Linked DNA regions of Homo sapiens: region 2 is linked to region 1. Evidence: read pairs that join two places in POLR2A ChIA-PET (ENCODE). Cell type or tissue: PC-3. All regions are shown on one strand. Links, peaks and the distances in the headings refer to the core of each region. The heading gives the core; the rest is flanking DNA.

Region 1 (9,218 bases), core at 717-8,716:
GCAGTGGGCTGTGAATGCGCCGTTGCAATCCAGCCTGGGAGACACAGTCAGACCCCGGCTCTAAAAAAATAAAAATAACAAAGATAACAAAACGTTCGCTTGTCGGCTTTAAAGCTAAAGCGCAAATCTGGAGACTGTTTATTGCCGATGGTTACGTGGTTCTCACTGGAAACAATGTTGTCATTTTCAAATCACGCTGGGGTCCTCTCGCCCACGCAGGAATGGCGTGCTCCTGGCGGTGGGGGCTGTGGGACACCTGGTGCGCGTTTCTCCCAGCGCCTCCGTGTTTCTCCCTGGCCGCAGGCACAGCCTGGGGTCCCTGTTGAGGAAACTCTCCGAGTGTCAGCTCCCCTGGCCGGTTGCGCAGCCCCTAGGGTAACTGTCTGAGATCCAGGCGCCGGGGCAGCCCAGGGGGTCCGTGGCCGGGAGAGACCTTGAAACCTCCATTCCCTGGGACACCCCAAACCACAGCCGGGGAGAAGGGACAGCCTTACAGACTGACAGGGGAGGGAGGGCAGTGGGGTGCCGGCAGGCACCGACAGTAGCCTCATGAGCCAGTGCTGTCACGAGGAGGCCTGCGAGAGGGCCCCGCGTCCAATGGGAAGCGAGTGCCCACGCGGAAGTGGGCTCAGGGCACCTGGGGCCACAAGCCACGAGGCGCGCCCGGAGTCCCTTCATGTCCCGTCCTGCCGCCAGGGGGCACTGCGGCCCCCACTCATCCCTGCAGCACCCGCGGCCCTTGGCTGGGGAGCCCCTGGGACCCCCGCCGGCAGCGCGTGCTGCAGACATCAATCACAGAAGGCACCACGTCACTGAAGCGCCAGGCCTGGGCCGTCCCAGGCTCCGCTGGGTCCCTGGTATGCCGTCGGTGCTCAATAAGCACTTGCTGCAGAAATGTGTGAAGGAAAAAGGGGGCTAGGGAAGGGCTCCAGGAAAGTGTAACTCCCATGTCAGAGCTGGGAGGGGCTTCGAGGGCATCACTCACTGAGCGGGAAACTGAGGCTGGAGAGGGGCTGCACCTGGCCTGGGGTCATCTGCAAGATCAGGGGCCGTGTCCACCAATGTCCTGCACCCCTTGCCGACTCCCTCTGCCTCGGCCGCCTCCTTGCCCTTCACCCTCTCTGGTTGCTCCCTGCCTGGTGGGGGTAGCTTGTCCGTGCCCAGTGGACAGCGGGGACCCATGGACCCCAGGCACCCCAGGCCCCAGGGAGAAATGCAACCACTGGTCCCACACAGAGTGGGTTGTCCCGGGTGGCAGCATGAGCCATGCATCAGGCGTCAGAGGCAGAGGGTTGGCACCCCACGGAGGAGGGTTTGCTGAGCGACCTCGTGACACCCCCTAGTACACACACAGCCCGTGTCGGCCCTCCTGGTTGCAGAAGAACATAGCGGGCTGGCAGCTGGCAGACAGCAGCGGCTCTCACCTGCCTCCTCACCTGGGGAGGGGTTCCCAGGGTGGGCCTGAGAAAGTATGTGGCAGTTGGGGGAGGCTCAGGACCTACCAAAGCCCCATTCATTCCCCACCTGCTCCTATCCTCCTCTATTCCCTGCCCTCACCTCACACAGTGTCAGACGTGCAGGGAGGAGGTGAGGCTGGACCAGGAGGAGGGGTGGGGTGCGTGTGAACATGCGTGCCTACCCATGAGCAAGGTCGAGACGGGGTTCTACCAGCGTGTCCCTGAGTCTCTGTGACCGAGTGCATGTGACTGGGGTGCTTAAAAAAAAAAAAAGTGCTCTGCAGCCATAAAAAAGGATGAGTTCATGTCCTTTGCAGGGACATGGATGAAGCTAGAAGCCATCATTCTCAGCAAACTCACACAGGAACAGAAAACCAAACACCACTTGTTCTCACTCACAAGTGGGAGTTGAACAATGAGAACACATGGACACAGGGAGGGGAACATCACACACCGGGTCCTTTGTGGGGTGGGGGCCGAGGGGAGGGAGAGCATTAGCACAAATACCTAATGCATGTGGGGCTTAAAACCTAGATGATGGGTTGATGGGTGCCACAAACCACCATGGCACGTGTATACTAATGTAATAAACCTGCACATTCTGTACACACCCAGAACTTAAAGTAAAATTTTTTTTTAAAAAGTGCTTGTAAAAATTAAAGAGGAATAAAAGGGGGGTGAACAGCCAGTACGATAGTGCATGCCTGAAATTCCAGTGCTTTGGGAGGCCGAGGCAGGAGGATCGTTTGAGGCCAGTAGTTGGAGAGCAGTGTGGGCAACGTAGCAAGACCCCATCTCTACAAAAAATTTAAAAGTTAGCCGGGCATGGTGATTCACACCTGGAGTTCCAGCTGCTGTGGAGGCTGAGGTGGGAGGATCGCTTGAGCCCAGGAATTTGAGGCTGCAGTGAGCCATGATTGCACCACCGCACTTCAGCCTAGGTGACAGAGCAAGGGTCTACCTCAGAAAAAAAAAAAAAGGAGGAGCAAGCACGTGTTGATGGGTGGAAATCCAGCCAGAAATGCTGAGGCTGAAAAGATTGTCTCCGAGTTTCCTGGTAGCCAGGGGAAAAGGGGAAATTGGTACGTTGGTACGTTACAGTGCCTGGTTAGGCATGTCTTCTAAGGGGCATGCCTGTTTGTGACAGTGTCTCTGCCCTTCACACATGAGGGTGTGTGTGAGTAGCAGAGAGCAGAGACAGCACAGTGTCTGGGAAGTAAACAGATGATCTTCTGGGTACCCAGGGCAGCAGGGTGTCATGCTCGTTCATGACAGTGTCTCCAAGCAAGTGTGACGCGCGCAAAGAGAAAGAAAGCAGCGTTAAACTTTCTGAGTATAAATAGCTATGAGCTTCCTGGCAGCCAAGGAGAGAGGCGAAATAAAAGTCAGAGTCTCCTTAGTGCCTCCTCACCAGTGCCTGCCGGCTTGTGACAGTGGCTTTGACTGCATGCAGAGGTGTCTTAAGCGTGTGTGGGAGGGAGTCACATAGCTGCACAGGTGGGACGTATTTCAGAGCTGCCTGGAAGCCAGGGTGAGAGGGGAAATACGTTGACGTTGAGGCTGGTCAGATGTATCTTTCTTGCTGTGTGTGGCCGGGGCTCCTGCAGGGGCTCAGCCAGGACAGCGCCGGGCAGTCAGGCGTATGCGGCTGTCCTCCGCAGGGCTCCAGGGCCGGGCGTAGCCGGCGTGGGGCAGCAGCAGCTGGTCCTGTGTGCCGTCGGGGCTGACAAGACGCTGGACAGCCATCAGGTAGTCCCGGTGGGGTGCCAGCATCGGGCAGGGGCAGTGGCCTGGCGCCCACACGTACTCGCGTGCCCGCAGTGGCGAGCGGTTCTTGTAGACGAGCTGGATGCGCACCTCATAGCGGGTCTCCTGGGCCTGGTGGTGGTGGCCCAGCACTCGGGCCTGGAACACTGTTGAGGGGACGTGCTAAGCTGGCTGGCTGCTCAACTCTGCGCAAATCTCTACGCCCCCTCCCTTGCCAGAAGAGGGACTGAGGGTCAGGTGGGACCTCGGGATCTATAGGGACTAGAGTCAGGATCACGTCAGGGATCAATGAGGGATTAGGGTCAAGAGGCAAATTAGGATCAGAAGAAGGGGTCAAGGGTAAAGTCAGATTAGGGTCAGAGGTCAGGAGGAGGCCAGGTTAGTAGGGGCTAAGTCAGGGTAGAGGTCGGGGGTCTCACCAAAGTCACTGCCGCAATAGTGGAGTAGTCGGTGGGCGCGGCCGCGGGTGTCAGGGCAGGGTGGGCAGGGGTCTGTGGGATGGGCGGTGCTGTGAGGGGCACAGGCCTCAGTCCCCACTCATCCCCCACCCTGGCTGTCCCCACCTCACCTGGGGCCAGCGTTGGGGTCTGTGCAGGGGTGACAGCAGGGGCTGCGGGGGGCTGAGGCTCCACCCCCCGGGGCTGAGGCTGCCTCAGGGGCCAGCCCAGGGCCTGCACACGAGCCTGGAAGGGGCTGTAGCGCTCCCGAGGGAGCCAGAACTCAAACTCGATGCCAGGGTTGGGCTCCTGCAGGAGGACCTGGAGCAGGGGAGGGGACACAGGGAGCTTCACAGGAGGCTGGGGTTGCCTCCTGCCTCTGACCCTACGACCCCAGCCTCCCCACTTTGATCCTGTCTGCCCCCAGCCTCCCTCCTCTGATGCTCTGTCCCTAGCTGATCCCCTCTGACCCTGTCCCCACCCTCCCCCCTCTGATGCTCTGTCCCAGCCTCTCCCCTCTGACCCCAGACTCCCCCTTCTGGCCCCAGTCACCTCCACTCCTACCCTCTGTCCCCAGCCTCTCCCCTCTGTCCCCAGCCGACCCCCTCTGACCCTGTTGGAGGCCCAGTGGCACCTGTAGGAGCAGGTCATGGGAGGTGGGCCCGGCTGCTTGCAATGTCTCCTGGGGCCCTGTGTCTCGGGTGTAGACCACATGCGTGCCGGCCGCCTCGTAGGTCCCTGGTGGGCTGACCACCCAGTGCCCATTAAGCACGTAGCGCCCATCGCCCCCCATCAGTGCTGCAAGGGAACAGTCAGCCCTCAGGAACCTGTCGTCTCGTCTCCCAGACCCTGGGGTCCCCTCCTCAGGCCTCAGTCTCCCCATCTGTAAACAGGGACAACCGCCCCCGGGTGCCCAGCCGGGTGCCTCTCGCCTCACATCCTAGGATACCCAGGTGGTTGCGGCTCCTGTGTTCCACGCGGATGTGTCTGGCGCCCTCGGGGATCAGGGTCACGTTCCAGTACCCAGCGAAGGCACCTGGGTGGGAGGGTAGGAGGGTGTTGGGGTGCCAGTGGGGGTGTATTTGAGCGATGACTTGAGGATTTAATGAGCTACTGCGGGTAAGACAGCTAGCCAGGGTCCTGGGAACCGGAAAACCCTCCGTAAACGTTTGGAGTTACAATTACTATTGCTTCAGTGTGGCAGGGAAAGGGTTAAAACCCCATCTGTCCTGGGGAAGGGCGGGACAATCTGTCAGTAGCCAATCAGGATGAGGAGAAAGGGGGGCTGGGCCGCACACTGGCCAATCAGCACGGAAATTTGCTTCCGGGCCACGGCTCGTTAAAGGGCCCACTCTGACGTGTGTGCAGGGAGGGCGGGGCAGGTAGTCACCGGCGTCACGAAACACGCGCTGCACGAAAAGGCACGAGTCGTTGGCGCCTCCGCAGCGGCCACAGCGGTCCTCGAGGGCACCCGAGCCCAACAACCCATCACAGCCGGCGCTCTAAAGGGTGAAGGACAGGCGCGGCGTCACTGACGCTGGGAGGGGCAGGACCTGGGGAAAGGGCAGTGCCTGGGAGCAAGAGGACGAGGCCTGGAGGGAAGATGGGGGTGGAGCCTAGGGAGGAGCAGGACCTGGCGGGAGGAGGATGGGCTTGGCGCCCGGGAGTGGGTGCCTAAGGGGGGCTGGGGGCAGGGCCTGGAAGGGGAGGGGGAAGGCGGTGGAGCCTAGGGAGGGGGTGGAGGCTAATGGGAGGAGGGCGGAGGTGGAGCCTAGGATGGGTGGGGCCTGAGTGGGAGGTGGGCGGGGCTCGGGCGGGGCCTGACGAGTCCTTACAAGGCAGCGGCCAGCCACGCAGACCCCCTGGGCACCCGGGCTGCAGGCGGTGCCGTCCAGGACGCGGCCGAAGCTGTGGTAGAAGGCGTGCCCCTCAGCCAGGCAGTTGAGGTCGCACTGGTTGGGCGCTGAGGGCAGGAGGAGTCGGTGGGCCGGGGACCCCTGTTCGAGCTCCAGTCCCCCTCTACCAAGCTTCATCAGGCAACCATCACTTTGGGCAGATGAAGCCCAGAGATTTGGCCAAAGCCACACATCGAGGCTGAGGCAGAGCCAGGACTGGACCGTAGGTGCTCTGCGTCCAGCAACCTGGGACTCGCAGGCAAGTATCCTGGGGCTGCATTCATTCATTCATTCATTCATTCATTGTCTTTATATTAGGAGTCCTTACATATTATTCATTTTTAACACCATTACTCATTCTTCATTCCACTGAACACCTACTGTTTTCCAGACACTGTTCCAAGCTCTAGGATACAGAAGCAAGAATTCAATCAGTGTGCAGATGGATGGCCTTAAAAAAGGCCAGGTGTGGTGTCTCATGCCTGTAATCCCAGCACATTGGGAGGCTGAGGTGGGCAGATCTCCTGAGGCCAGGAGTTCAAGACCAGCCTGGGCAACATGGCGAGACCCCCCCGTCTCTACCAAAAATACAACAATAAAAATTTAGCCAGGCTTGGTGGTGGGAGCCTGTAATCCCAGCTACTCCGGAGGCTGAGGCAGGAGAATCGCTTGAACCAGGGAGGTGGAGGCTGTAGTGAGCCAAGATCATGCCACTGCACTCCAGCCTGGGTGACAGAGCGAGACTCCATCTCAAAAAAAAAAAAAAAAAAAAAAAAAGAAGATCTGAGCATCTGGCCCAGGCACCAGCAAGTACCCAATGAAGTGTTTGTCCAGTACTGACTGGACTGAGTCCCGCACAACTGAGCTGTGTCGCTGGTCCTCCCTGGGCCTCAGTTTCCCCTTCTGCCTGGAAGTGGGGCAAAATGAGCTGTCTGATCAAACACAAAGGCCGACAGCCCTGATCTCCACTCCTCCTTCTCCAGCTCCTTCTGGCTCCCATTTCCCTGAGCCTGGCTGGTGGACCCTGCCTGGAACGGATCCTGGGCTGGCCCTAGTGGGCCTCTGCGGGGGTGGGATCACAGCAGGTTTCCTCCAATTCTCAGATTGATGGAAGGAAGGAAGGGAGGGAGGGAGGGAGGGAGGGAGGAAGGAAGGGAAGGGAGAAAGGGAAGGAAGGGAAGGAAGAAAGGGAAGGAAGGAAGGAAATGAGGTTGATGGATGGCACTTTGTCCATTCTAGGCTTTTCTTATATCTGTGTCTGCCTTCCCCATGGCGTGTGAAGCTGCCTGTCTCCCTGAAATCTGGAGGCGCACTGACCCGGGCACGTAGTTATATAACTCGCTATTTTCAGCTCAATGCAGCAACATTTCCTGCTACTGGGATAAGTTTGAGAAGTGTTGGCCTCTGGATACAGCTCTAAGTCAATCCTTAGTTGGGTGTTCAGCCCTGTGCAGAATGAACCCTGCTTCCCTCTGCCCCTGTTTCACGCCTAACATATGCTGTTTCTGTTTCACTAACTCCTACATATCCTTCAAAGCCCTAGCACTAATACCCTCTTCTCTTTGCAACCCTCCAAGACCCTCTCCCTGAGACTAATGAGTTGTTCGCTCTGGACCAATTCTGACCACAGGAGACCAGACTACTCACCCCCATGGAAGGGCACCCACTGGTAGGTCTTCTGGGTGCCCAGGACAGGGCGGCCATTGTACAGGGCACACTGTAGGTCTCGGAAGGGCACAGCCCCTGGGGGGCAGTCCTAGGGACAGAGATAGGTGAGCCAGAGGCTGGGACAACCCCAAGGGGCAGGTGGTGGGCTTCAGGCAGTCTGGGGTGGGAGAGTGGTCTGGGAGGTGGGCAGGGCTTACTGGCAACTGGCAGAGGCGGTACTCATGGGAGTCTCCCCAGCACGGTTCTTCCCCAGGAAGCCTGAAGGGAGACAGAGTGTGGCGAGAACCCCCAGGGACCCCCTCCCAGGGCTGGCCTTCCACCCTCCGCCCCCGCCAACCCCACCCGCATTCCAGCGGGATCAGGGGGATTAAAGGGCACAGCATGTGTGGGCAGGCCGAGGGTGCGGCCAGGGGCCGGGCTGGGCCGGCGGGGGAGGAGGGGCAGGGACCCCCTCCGGGCCCCGCTCACCGGAGGCAGCGCCGGCTGCGCACAGAGACGCCACGCCCGCAGGAGCTGGAGCAGCGGGTCCAGGACACCCACGGGGTCCACTCGCCCGGACCCTACTTGGGGAGACAGAGGCACGGTCAGCCTTGTAGGGGGACGCTGGTGACCCCACACTGCTGACTGGGTCCCCATTCCCACTCGCCACCCCCTGGGCTCATGCCCCCCCTTACCTGAGCACTGACCCCCAAACCACAGTTCAGCAGGGCCCACAGGAAGAGCAGGAGGTTCTGGAAGAGGTGGGGCCTGGGGAACAGAGGGGCCGAGTCCATAGAGCCACCGCCAGAGACACAGGGTTGTGTCCCGGCTCTGCCCTGACTGGCTGTGTGATCTTGGAAAGTAACTAAACCTCTCTGAGCCCTACCTCTCGTCTCTGAAAAACGGGGTAATAGAGCCTCCCTTACAGGAAAGTTGAGGGGTCCTGTGGATCAGGTAAAGAAGACAGGAGACGTGGAGCCCGGTATGGAGAGGAAGAACTCAGAATGTCATCTGCAATTATTATTGTTGTTAGTTAGTTTGTTTTTGAGACGGAGTCTCGCTCTGTCGCCCAGGCTGGAGTGCAGGGGTGCGATCTCGGCTCACTGCAACCCTCCCCGGTTCAAGTAATTCTCCTGCCTCAGCATCCCGAGAAGCTAGGATTACAGGTGCCTGCCACCACGCCGGACTAATTTTTGCCGTTTTAGTGGAGACAGGGTTTCACCATCTTGGCCAGGTTGGTCTCAACCTTCTGACCTGAAGTGATCCACCTGCTTTGGCCTCCCAAAGTGCTAGGATTATAGGCATGAGCCACTGCACCCAGCCTACAATATTATTGATATGTGTATTGTGCTATAATGCAGACAGTAGGTGCTTAATCGATGCTTGATGATTGGAGGGATCATTCAAAAATAGTACACAGGTGCCTCCTAGGGCTGGGGCCCCCTCCCCGCCCTCCCCACCATCACTGCTTCTACCTTTCCGTGTGGCCTGAGGCCAGCCACTCCACTCTCCCAGGCCTCAGTTTCCCCATCTGTGCAGTGGGGGCCAAGTGGACTCAGTCCATGATTCTGTGACACCCTGCGGAAGGTGCGGCCGGCAGGGGCTGGATCAGGAGTTGGGTCCCTAGAAGAGGCCCTCAGCTGCACCCCGGCCCCAGGGCTCCCTCAGCTCCCAGACAGCAGGGAGTCCCCCGGATTGGGGATGGGACAGGGAGGGGGTGACCTGGCCCAGGTCCGTTCGGTGCCTCATGGCCTCATCGGCGGAGGGGGTGGGACTGAGCTCCGGGGCAGCCCGTGGAGGGAAGGGGCCACTGCTGAGGCTGGAGCAGGGAAGGGGAGGAGGCTGACTGCCTCTCTGGGCCTTAGTTTCTCCATCCTGTCAGGGCAGGGATGAAGTCACTTGCCATCCACACCCTCCTCATGACCCCAGCCTGCAGGGGGAAAGAGGGGGGAAGGGAAGCAGCCGCCAAGTGAGCCAGGGCGTCCTGCTGCCAGCAGAGCCTGAAGGCAGGTGGG
Region 2 (9,218 bases), core at 359-8,358, 190 kb before region 1:
TCAGCCTCTTGGGTAGTTGAGACTGCAGGCATGAGCCACCACACGTGGCTAATTTTTGTTTATTTATTTATTTATTTTTGTAGAGATGGGGTTTCACCATGTTGCCCAGACTGGTTTCCCAACTCCTGAGCTCAAGGGATCCTCCCGCCTTGGCCTCCCAAAGTGCTGGGATTACAGGCATGAGCCCAGTCTGAGACCCACTTTGTAGATAAGGAAGATGAGGTCAGAGAAGGGGAGTGCCCAGGCCCTGGGCCCCACAGCCGGGACCCCTTTAGGGTCCAGTGGATGGCGAAGGGGAGGCGGCCTGACCACTACCGACTCCAGCCAGTCGCCCCAGCCTCCAGGGAGAGCAGCACAGGTGCCCAGAGAAGCGACGAATCTGGATATTTCTTCCCCACATGAGGAGGAGCTGGGGGCACCTGAGTGGGTGGTCTCGGTGCTGGGCGGTCCTCATGGCCCCCTAAGCGTCGAAAACCAGAGCTTGTTATGATCTTGTGATGGGAAGGGGGCCCGCCTCTCGCAGGGACCGCTGTCGGCCCCCTCTGCCCGCCCACCAGGCGCTAGAGTTATGGTTTGCAATATCCCATGCCCCTCCCAGCCTGAGCATTAATGACGGTGGTATCCGAGTCCCCGAGCACCCGGGGCTGTTATTAACATCGTCCATCACGCTTGTGGCTGCGGCTCTAGAAGCTCTTTGGCTAGGAGGGGAAACTGAGGCACCGAGAGGTTCGCCTTGACCCCTGCGTGAGGGCACAGCTGCAGACATCGGATAAGCCCAGGTTCCAGTGCCCTCTCCACCACCCGCTGTGGGTGAGGCCCCTGTTCTCTGAGCCTCAGTTTGCTCATCTGGAAAACAGGCTAGTGACACAGGGTGGGGTCTCAGATCCTGGGGGCTCTTGATGAGCAGAATCGCCAGGCCCATGGAGGCAGGCCCTTTGTTGCCTGATCTCCCCGCCTTCCCTGTGATCCCATTGTCTGGCACAATGCCAGCAAGCCCTCCTCGGATGTTTGTTGAATGACTGAATGAGCGTGTTGTGTGTGGACTCTGAGTCAAGTGCTCTTTCTTGCCAACTGGGAAAGACTGGAGGCAAAGGGCTCATTCTCCATCATTCACTCCTCCAGGAAGGCCTAGGGGGCAGGGGTGGTGGTGGGGAACGGCCTCTCGCAGGTGAGGGGGGCAGCGGGGGAACCGCGGGAGTCAGCCGTGCTGGCTGGCAGATCTTTAAATTAAAATGCATATATACACCAGATAAATAAACTCGGCCCACATCCTGGTGACAGGCAGAATTAAGTTGCCCAGTTGGGGACCGGGCAGCGAAGGCTGGGGGTGGAAGGGGATGGGGCCGAATTACCAAGGGCGGCGACTCAGCTCCATCCTCTGCCACATTGTATCCCATGAACGTTCCTGAGACCCCTGTCCTGCCGGGTCTCTGGGAAGCGCTGAGGGGGTCAGGGAGTAAGGACCCAAATTCTGAGCCCCAAGTTGGGCACCCAGGATCTGGCCCGGCTTAGAGAGAGACCAGCTGCCCACGGGGTGCCCTGGGTGAGTCAGTGTCTTCGTCTGAAACAGGGAGACCATGGCCCCCCGTCCCAGCACAGAGGCTGCCCTTGGCAGTGGGCATGGGGCGGACCTGGTTCAAGTCCCGGCTGAGCACTCAAGGGCTGGGAGCAGCCTCCGTCGGGTCAGGTACCAGGGAGACCCCGTTCTAGCTCCCAGGGAGGCCCCCGTGGGGCCCGCACAGCTGCAGGGTCCTCCCTGGGCCCTTCCCTCTGACCCAAGCCCAGGGGAGAGGGGCGGAGGGGGCGGCGGGCAGTTTTCAATTACGGAGCAGCTAATCTCCCAGTGAGGGCCGTTCTGGGGCCCAGTAAATCTATTATGAAAAGCCTCTAAATGTATGTAAAACCGGCCTCCGACAATCCGGGGATTAGGCCGCCGGGAGGGGAAACCGAGGCGCAGGCCGCCTGGCGGATTAGCGCAGCGGGGCCCCTGGAGGGTTGGGGGGAGCAGTCCCCAGAGGTCCAGGGCAGAGGGAGAGGGGTCCTCTGAAGAAGCCAGCACCCATTTTATAGCTGGGGAAACTGAGGCCGGGGAAGGGCCCCCCCCCCCCCCCCACCAGGGGTCCCCTCTCAGCGTCAAGGGCACTTTTGCCAGCCGCTCCTGCCTTTGTCGCAAACCCAGGGGTATTTTCCCACAAGGTGGACTCGGTGGGTTTGAAAGATGGGGAGCTGGGGACCCCTGGACCCGGCTTAAGGCTCCGTGGCCCGGCCCGCATCTCCTGCCGCCGTCGCAGGCCCTTTGAAGCTGCCCCATCCTTTGGTGCTTTTGAAATGTCTTTATTAATCACCTACCGTTTGCCAAGCCAGAGGTGGCAAAGGTAACAGGAGACGGGAGCCCAGTGCCCTGGCAGCTCAGGGCACTCGCCAAAGACGAAGGCAGCCGGGAGAGGCCTTCCCCAAGGACTCCCGCTTCCGCTGGGAGGTGGGGAGGAGGAGGTCACCCCACAGAAGTGCGGTGAGGCCACTGCAGGCGCGAGGGAAGGCCTGGTGGCCGAAGGGAGGCGTGAGCTGAGAAGCCCCGTGCCTGGGCTGCTCCTGAGGGTGGCAGGGAGCCCTCGGAGGGCTTGAACCTAAGTGGCCCCTGCAGCATCCATGGCGGGACCGTGGACCTCCAAGCCCGCCTCCCTCGGAAGCACAGCTTCCTCAGCGTGGCCCCACACTCTCCCAGGCTCACCCAGCCCCCTCGCATAGGGCCTGCTCACCCTCCTGCCTGTGGGGCCCTTGGTCCAGCAGTTTCCTCTCCTGCACACTGTCCCCACCTGCTGAAGTCCGTCCAGGAGCCCAGGTGCATGATGGGAGGGGGTGATGCCCCTCCTCACCCCCACCTAGTGGAGTTTGCAGGCAGCTCTGCAGATCGCCTGGCAGCTGGAGAAACTGAGGCATAAGGCTGGGCGTGGTGGCTCACGCCCGTAATCCCAGCACTTTGGGAGGACGAGGCTGGTGGATCACCTGAGGTCAGGAGTTTGAGACCAGCCTGGCTAACATGGTGGAACCCCGTCTCTACTAAAACTACAAAAATTAGCCGGGCGTAGTGGCACGCACCTGTAATCTCAACTACTCGGGAGGCTGAGGCAGGAGAATTGCTTGAACCCGGGAGGTGGAGGTTGCAGTGAGCCGAGATTGTGCCATTGCACTCCAGTGTGGGTGACAAGAGCGAAACTCCGTCTCAAAAAAAAAAAAAGAAAAAATTGAGGCATGAGCTGACAGCTGTTTCTGCAGGCCTCAGGCAGCACCCGATGGGGCCTTCCCAGGGCCCCTGGCCTGGCCCGGCTCCAGCCACCAGCTTGTCCCTGCCTCCCAGGTGCTGGGGAATGAAAGGGAGGCGAGTGATTTCTCTGACTCCTTCAGGCCCAGGCCTCCGAATTCCTCCAACTCCCAGGTGAGGGGTTGTGCAAAGCTGCAGCAGGGTGGGACCGTCCCAGTGAGGGTGATTCTGGAGTCGGCCATGGTGGGCCTGCTCTGTGACCTGGGAGGGGGTGTGTGCCTGTCTGTGACTCAGTTTCCTCGTCCGTGTCATCAGCAACGGCCAAATGCCGTTCCCAGCACTGGATGGGGGTGGAGGGCCTGAGGGGTGTGGGTGGGGGGGAGCTCCAGGCGCCCCTGCCCCCCGCCCAGCCGTCAGTCAGGCTGGCCGGGCCCCCTTCAAGTCGTCACGGCCCAGCAGCGGCCACGGGAGGGATTATTCCGGCCTGTCCAGGGTGGACTGAAGTGGAACCAAGGCTGACGAGCGGAACGCGCCCCCATGGACCCAGCCCGCCCGCCTTTGTCCGCCGCCAGCCCCCCACCCGCCTGCCGTCACAGACCCCGCCTCCCGTGCCTGAGCCCCATTTCTCTGGGGGCCGGGCTGCCTCGCGTGGCCCCCGCCTGACTAAAGCCATGCAGCTTCTCGGCCGGCTCCATCCGCTGGCTGCCTCAGTTTCCCCCTCTGCAGCATGGGCATACAGGGTTCCTCTCGTCGGCTCATTGGCTGCTGAATGGGGGCTGTGTGGGCAGAGGCTCTCCCGGGGCTTTCCCAGGGTGCTCGGGGGTCCCTCTGCCCGGTCCCTCCACTGTGCCTTTGTCCAGGAAATTCGAGGTGGCAGGGAGAACGGATCCGCTCTCGGCCTGAACGGAGCCGCGGCAAATGCTGTTGACCCCTGACCCCGGCCCCCTAATCCCGGGGTTGAGGCTCTCACCGGAGAGGGGCCCTGGGAGATGAGCTGGGGCACGACCCCCGCCCCGGGCACCGAGGGGGGCTTCCAGGTCAGGGTCGGAGAGGCTTCGGGAGGACGCGGCTGCCCCATTGGCCACGTGCCCGGTCATCACCTCTCGGAGGCCAACACGGGAAACTGAGGCGTGGAGGAGCCCTCCTAAGCCCCACAGCTCTGGGATGGGAGCCAGGCCTAGCCACCTGCAGGGAGAGAGACACGGCCGGCAGCTGCCCCTCCCTGAGTCACCAAACAGGAATTCCGGGACGTCTGGCTGGCCCTGGAAGGCACGGCTAGCTTACAAACCCCCAGTCTTCAGGAACCTCTCTGGGTACCTGGCCCCTGTGTTCCCCGGGGAGGCCCCAGGATCCCCTTGTCTGGAACAGGGGGAGGGGCCTTTCTGGCCACCCTCTGCTGCTCTACATTTACCCAGTGTCTTCAGGAGGAAGAAATGAATGAATGAATGAAGTGGAAGGTGTCCTCATGCCTGCCAGCTGCTGCAGTCTAGCCCCCGTGCCTTGTGGCTACTTAGAGGCCTCAGCTAGCAGCATCCACCGCAGATTAAAAGATTCTCCGTCGGAGGCTGGGATGCGCTCACACGCTTGGGCGCCCCTGCGCTCCCCGGTGGCCGTGTGTCTGTTCCACCCTGCCGAGCTGTTCCCCACGATCAATTTCAATTTGGCCTGGTCTCTGCCTCTGCAGCACGACCCTCCTTGGGGGCCGACGGCGGGGAAGGAGTTGCTGGCTTCCGCAGCTCTCCCCCCAGGTCCCTGGGACCCTCGCCTGGTGAAGAGAGAGCTCTGCTGGGCCGCCTCTTTTTCCGGGCCTCAGTTTCTCTGGGTTTGGAATGAGGGCACAGGGCAGCGCAGTGTGGACCCAGCCTGGTTTTCATCCAACCTCATGAAGTCACTGAATGCTCGCCGTGGGCCTGACCCTGGGCTGAACCCTGGGGCACCGTGGGGGCTACGGCAGGCAAACGAGTCGGAGGCAGAGGAAGGGCGTTCCTGCAGGGGGGAGGCTGTGTGCAGAGGGGTAGAGGGAGGGAGGCAGGAGGGAGCGTCCTGGAAGAAACAGTTAAGGTGGGGCCACAGAGGAGGGTGGACAAGCCTAGGCAACAATATTCCTCAACAGCCGAAGTTTGTGTATTTGTTTTTTGAGACAGAGTCTCACTTTGTCACTCAGGCTGGAGTGCAGTGAGCTGAGGTGCGATCTCAGCTCACTGCAGCCTCAACCTCCCTGGCTCAATCGATCCTCCCATCTCAGCCTCCCAAGTAACTGGGACCACAGTTGTGTGCCACCACGCCCAGCTAATGTATTTATTTATTTATTTATTTAGAGACAGAATCGCTCTGTCGCCCAGGCTGGAGTACAGGGGTGCAATCTCGGCTCACTGCAACCTCCACCTCCTGGGTTCGAGTGCTTCTCCTGCCTCAGCCTCCTGAGTAGCTGGGATTACAGGTGCACCCCACCATGCCTGGCTTATTTATTTGTTTATTATTTATTTATTTTTGAGACAGTCTTGCTCTGTCACTCAGGCTGGAGTGCAGTAATGCGATCTCAGCTCACTGCAACCTCGACCTCCCTGGCTCAAGTGAGCCTCCCATCTCAGCCTCCCAAGTAACTGGGACCACAGGTGTGCACCACCACGCCCGGCTAATTTATTTATTTGTTTATTTAGAGACAGAGTCTTGTTCTGTCGCCCAGGCTGGAGTGCAGTGGTGCAATCTCGGCTCACTGCAACCTCCACTTCCTGGGTTCAAGTGATTCTCCTGCCTCAGCCTCCCGAGGAGCTGGGATTACAGGCACCTGCCACCACGCCCGGCTAAATTTTGTAATTTTAGTAGAGATGGGGTTTCACCATATTACCCAGACTGGTCTGGAACTCCTGAGCTCAAGTGATCCACCCGCCTCGGCCTCCCAAAGTGCTGGGATTACAGGCATGAGCCACCCACCACCCGGCCAATAGCCAACATTTATTGAGTGCTTACTGTGTACCAAACGTCAGCCGACAGGCTTTCCCTGCCTCATCTCCCTGCAACCTCCCAAGGATCCTCTAATACCCATTTTACAAATGAGGAGACAGGCCACAGACAGAGGCCGCTGTGAGGTGAGGGAAGGAGGCCACGGCCATGCTGGCATTGGCAGCACTGGTCCAGCTCAGACCTGTCCAGGTCCCCAGCAGGACTGCGGTGCGCCTGGCTCCTTCCTCTGCGCGCTCCATTCCCTTGCTGCTTCCTTCCGGGCCTCCAGGCTTCCCTCCTTTTCTAGGGTGGCGGTGGAGGAACCTATATGGGCTCCTGGGTGCTGGAGTTCGATCTGAACCTTCCCGCTCATTCTGCGTGACCTTGGGGGCGTGCCTGGCCCTCCCGTGCCTCAGTTTCCCCAGCCGCACCTGCCGGACTGTGAGGCCCCGACCCCCCGCCCTCTCTGGCCCCCCCGCGGCTCCGGGCTCAGGCCGCCGCTAGGTGGAGCGAGGAGGCCGGTGGAGACGCGGTGCGGGGAGACGCGCGCTCGGGAGCTGCAGAGGCCGGGGAGCGGGCCTGGCGCGCGGGTAGAGCTGCGTGGACGCCCGCGGCCCTTGGCGCTCAGAGCTCCCGCCCCGCAGCCAGCGCCTCTAGGAGGCCCAGCCGGACAGTCTGCGAGGGGCGCGCTCCGGGCGCAGGAGGGGCGGTGTCCGGGGCGCGTGGTTTGGGTCGTCGGGACCTGGATCCCGGAGCAGGCAGGCTGAGGTCTGCATGGTCAGGGCGGCCTCAGGTGCTGGGGAGCCACCCTGGCTGGACCTAGGGTCCCAGCTTCACGTTCACCTCCTGGAGCCTCAGGTCTGGGTCTGATGCCCCAACGGGAACCCCAAGCCCTGCCCACCGCCCGTCCTCACCTCTGCTGCCCCTTCACTGCCCCGACCAGTGGCTTCCGCCATAACCCTCTTGGGAGACCCATTTTTCATAGGAGGAAACTGAGGCACAGAGCGTTTTCTCGGTCACAGAACAGCTGGATCCCTCCTGTGTGATGAGCACCTCTGGGTCCTCCTGTGTCGTGACCACACCTGTGTCCACTTTCTGGGTCCTGGGCTGCAGAATGTCACCGCCCCAAATACCCTCTCGTGGGTGCTGTGGTTGGTTTCCTTGGCCTTGGGAGGGTCCTTTCTACTCAGGTAGGGATACCGTCTGGGTTCCCCCCCTACTGCCCCTGCAAGGCAGGGCTGGTGATCCGTGTGCACCCTGGGGGCCGTCTCATGTGTGGCTGCACCTTCCCACACCACGGCTGAGGAGAGGATCCTACCCACAGGTGCCCCTGGTGGGTTCAGCCGGCCCCTGCCGCGGGATCCTGCTTGATTTCTGGTACTCCAGGCCTCGCCACTGTCATTCCCGCTGGGCATGATGCGCACCTGCTGTGCCATGCTCTTGGGCAGCTCTCTGGGGTCACGGAAACTTCTGTGCCTCAGTTGCCTCCTCTGGAATGTGCAAATCCTTCGAGAAATAAGCTGGAAGACCTGGGAGCAAGCAGGCTTGGGTTTCCAGGTTTGGGGGGGGGGTGCCCAGATACAACCCCAAGGCTTTGGGAGGTGAGGGGACACCCTGCTGCTCCATCTGGACCCGCGCCCGTGAGCTCTGCTGCTCTGCGCCTGACCCACAGCTCTGTCCACTTGCCCCATATGGGTTCAAGGCACCAAGAATCAAGAATCCAGCCCTCTGGGCTGGATGCGGACACGGTGGCTCACGCCTGTAATCCCAGCACTTTGGGAGGCTGAGGCGGGTGGATCACCTGAGGTTAGGAGTTCAAGACCAGCCTGGCCAACGTAGTGAAACCTCATCTCTACTGAAAATGCAAAAATTAGCCAGGTGTGATGGTGTGGGCCTGTAATCCCAGCTACTCAGGAGGCTGAGGTAGAAGAATTGCTTGAACCTGAGAGAGGGAGGTTGCATTGAGCCGAGATATCGTGCCACTGCACTTTAGCCTGGGGGATAGAGTGGGAGGGATCGATCCAGCCCTCTTTCATCCCCTTCCCGCTCACTCCGACCCAACCTCCCAGTTCTGTCTTTAAAACAAGCTGCTTTTGTCTCTGCCCCAGGGCCTTTGCACGGGCTGCTCCATCCCTGCATGTGGCCAGCCCAGCAGCTCCCTCACTGCCCACCTGTGGCCGGCTGCATCCCTCCAATCTTCAGACACCCATTTTTTTTTCTTTTTCTTTTCTGTTTTATTTTTTTTGAGATGGTGGGGGTGGTCTCGGTATGTTGCCCAGGCTGGTCTCCAACTCCTGAGCTCAAGTGATCCTCCCACCTCGGTCTCCCAAAGTGCTGGGATCACAGGCATGAGCCACCTCGCCTGGTCTTGACACTTATTTTCATGTTCAGTTTGACCATATTTGTGACAAGTCAGAGACGATACAGCAAGGGGAAGAAGACACGTTCCCTTCCCTCTAGAAAGTCACAGTCACGCACAGAAGGCAGAAGGCTTGCAGTGCACAGCGACGGGATAAAGGAACCAGCTCTGCAACAGAGTGAGTGGCTCTGAGCTTTTGATCATTGAGATATAATTCACAGACCATGAGGTTCACCTGCTTAAAGCACTGAGCTATAACTCGCGGACCATGAGGTTCACCTGCTTAAAGGTGTAATCCAGTGGCTTTTAGCGTACTTGCAGAGTTGTGCAAACCTCACCTCTCTCTAGTTCCAGAACGTTCTCATCACCCCAGAAGGAAACCCCATCCCCATTAGCCATTGCTCCCCATCCCCACCCCAGCCCTGGCACCCAGGCATCCCCTCTCTGCCTCTGTGGGTTGGCCTGTCCTGGACACTTCATAGAAATGAGATCACAGACTGGGTGTGGTGGCTCACATGCCTGTACTCCCAGCACTTTGGGAGGCCGAGGTGGGTGGGTCACCTGAGGTCAGGAGTTCAAGACCAGCCTGGCCAACATGGTGAAACCCCGTCTCTACTAAAAATACAAATAAATTAGCCGGGCGTGGTGGTGGGC

What was found. Peaks named below come from ENCODE experiments on the same cell type or tissue, not always from the same donor. Only the 100,000 strongest peaks of a DNase experiment are listed, where the experiment ranks them.
Region 2: POLR2A ChIA-PET joins it to region 1 with 11 read pairs; 5 of 35 experiments call an interaction of 5 or more read pairs at or near these places.

What each region holds. Positions count from the first base shown.
Region 1 is chr19:1,502,947-1,512,164 of GRCh38, forward strand. ADAMTSL5 (ADAMTS like 5) reads right to left here. Exons shown (of 12, transcript NM_213604.3): 2 at 7,899-8,214; 3 at 7,693-7,784; 4 at 7,422-7,482; 5 at 7,204-7,312; 6 at 5,497-5,624; 7 at 5,052-5,163; 8 at 4,611-4,697; 9 at 4,296-4,459; 10 at 3,793-3,982; 11 at 3,644-3,715; 12 at 2,076-3,370. The coding sequence starts at 7,997. The coding sequence ends at 3,069. LOC124904609 (a long non-coding RNA gene) reads left to right here and starts at 5,046. Exons shown (of 2, transcript XR_007067084.1): 1 at 5,046-5,170; 2 at 5,718-6,168. RefSeq lists an enhancer at 4,798-5,647 and a silencer at 4,972-5,171. In PC-3, for the core only: no CTCF peak of the experiment used is centred there; a DNase peak (open chromatin) is centred at 4,975; H3K4me3 peaks cover 697 bases; H3K27ac peaks cover 810 bases.
Region 2 is chr19:1,309,137-1,318,354 of GRCh38, forward strand. No RefSeq gene overlaps it. Among named protein-coding and RNA genes, the nearest start is that of EFNA2, 28 kb to the left of the region's middle. RefSeq lists a silencer at 6,619-6,898. In PC-3, for the core only: CTCF peaks have their summits at 6,671 (motif pointing right) and 6,873; a DNase peak (open chromatin) is centred at 4,505; H3K4me3 peaks cover 838 bases.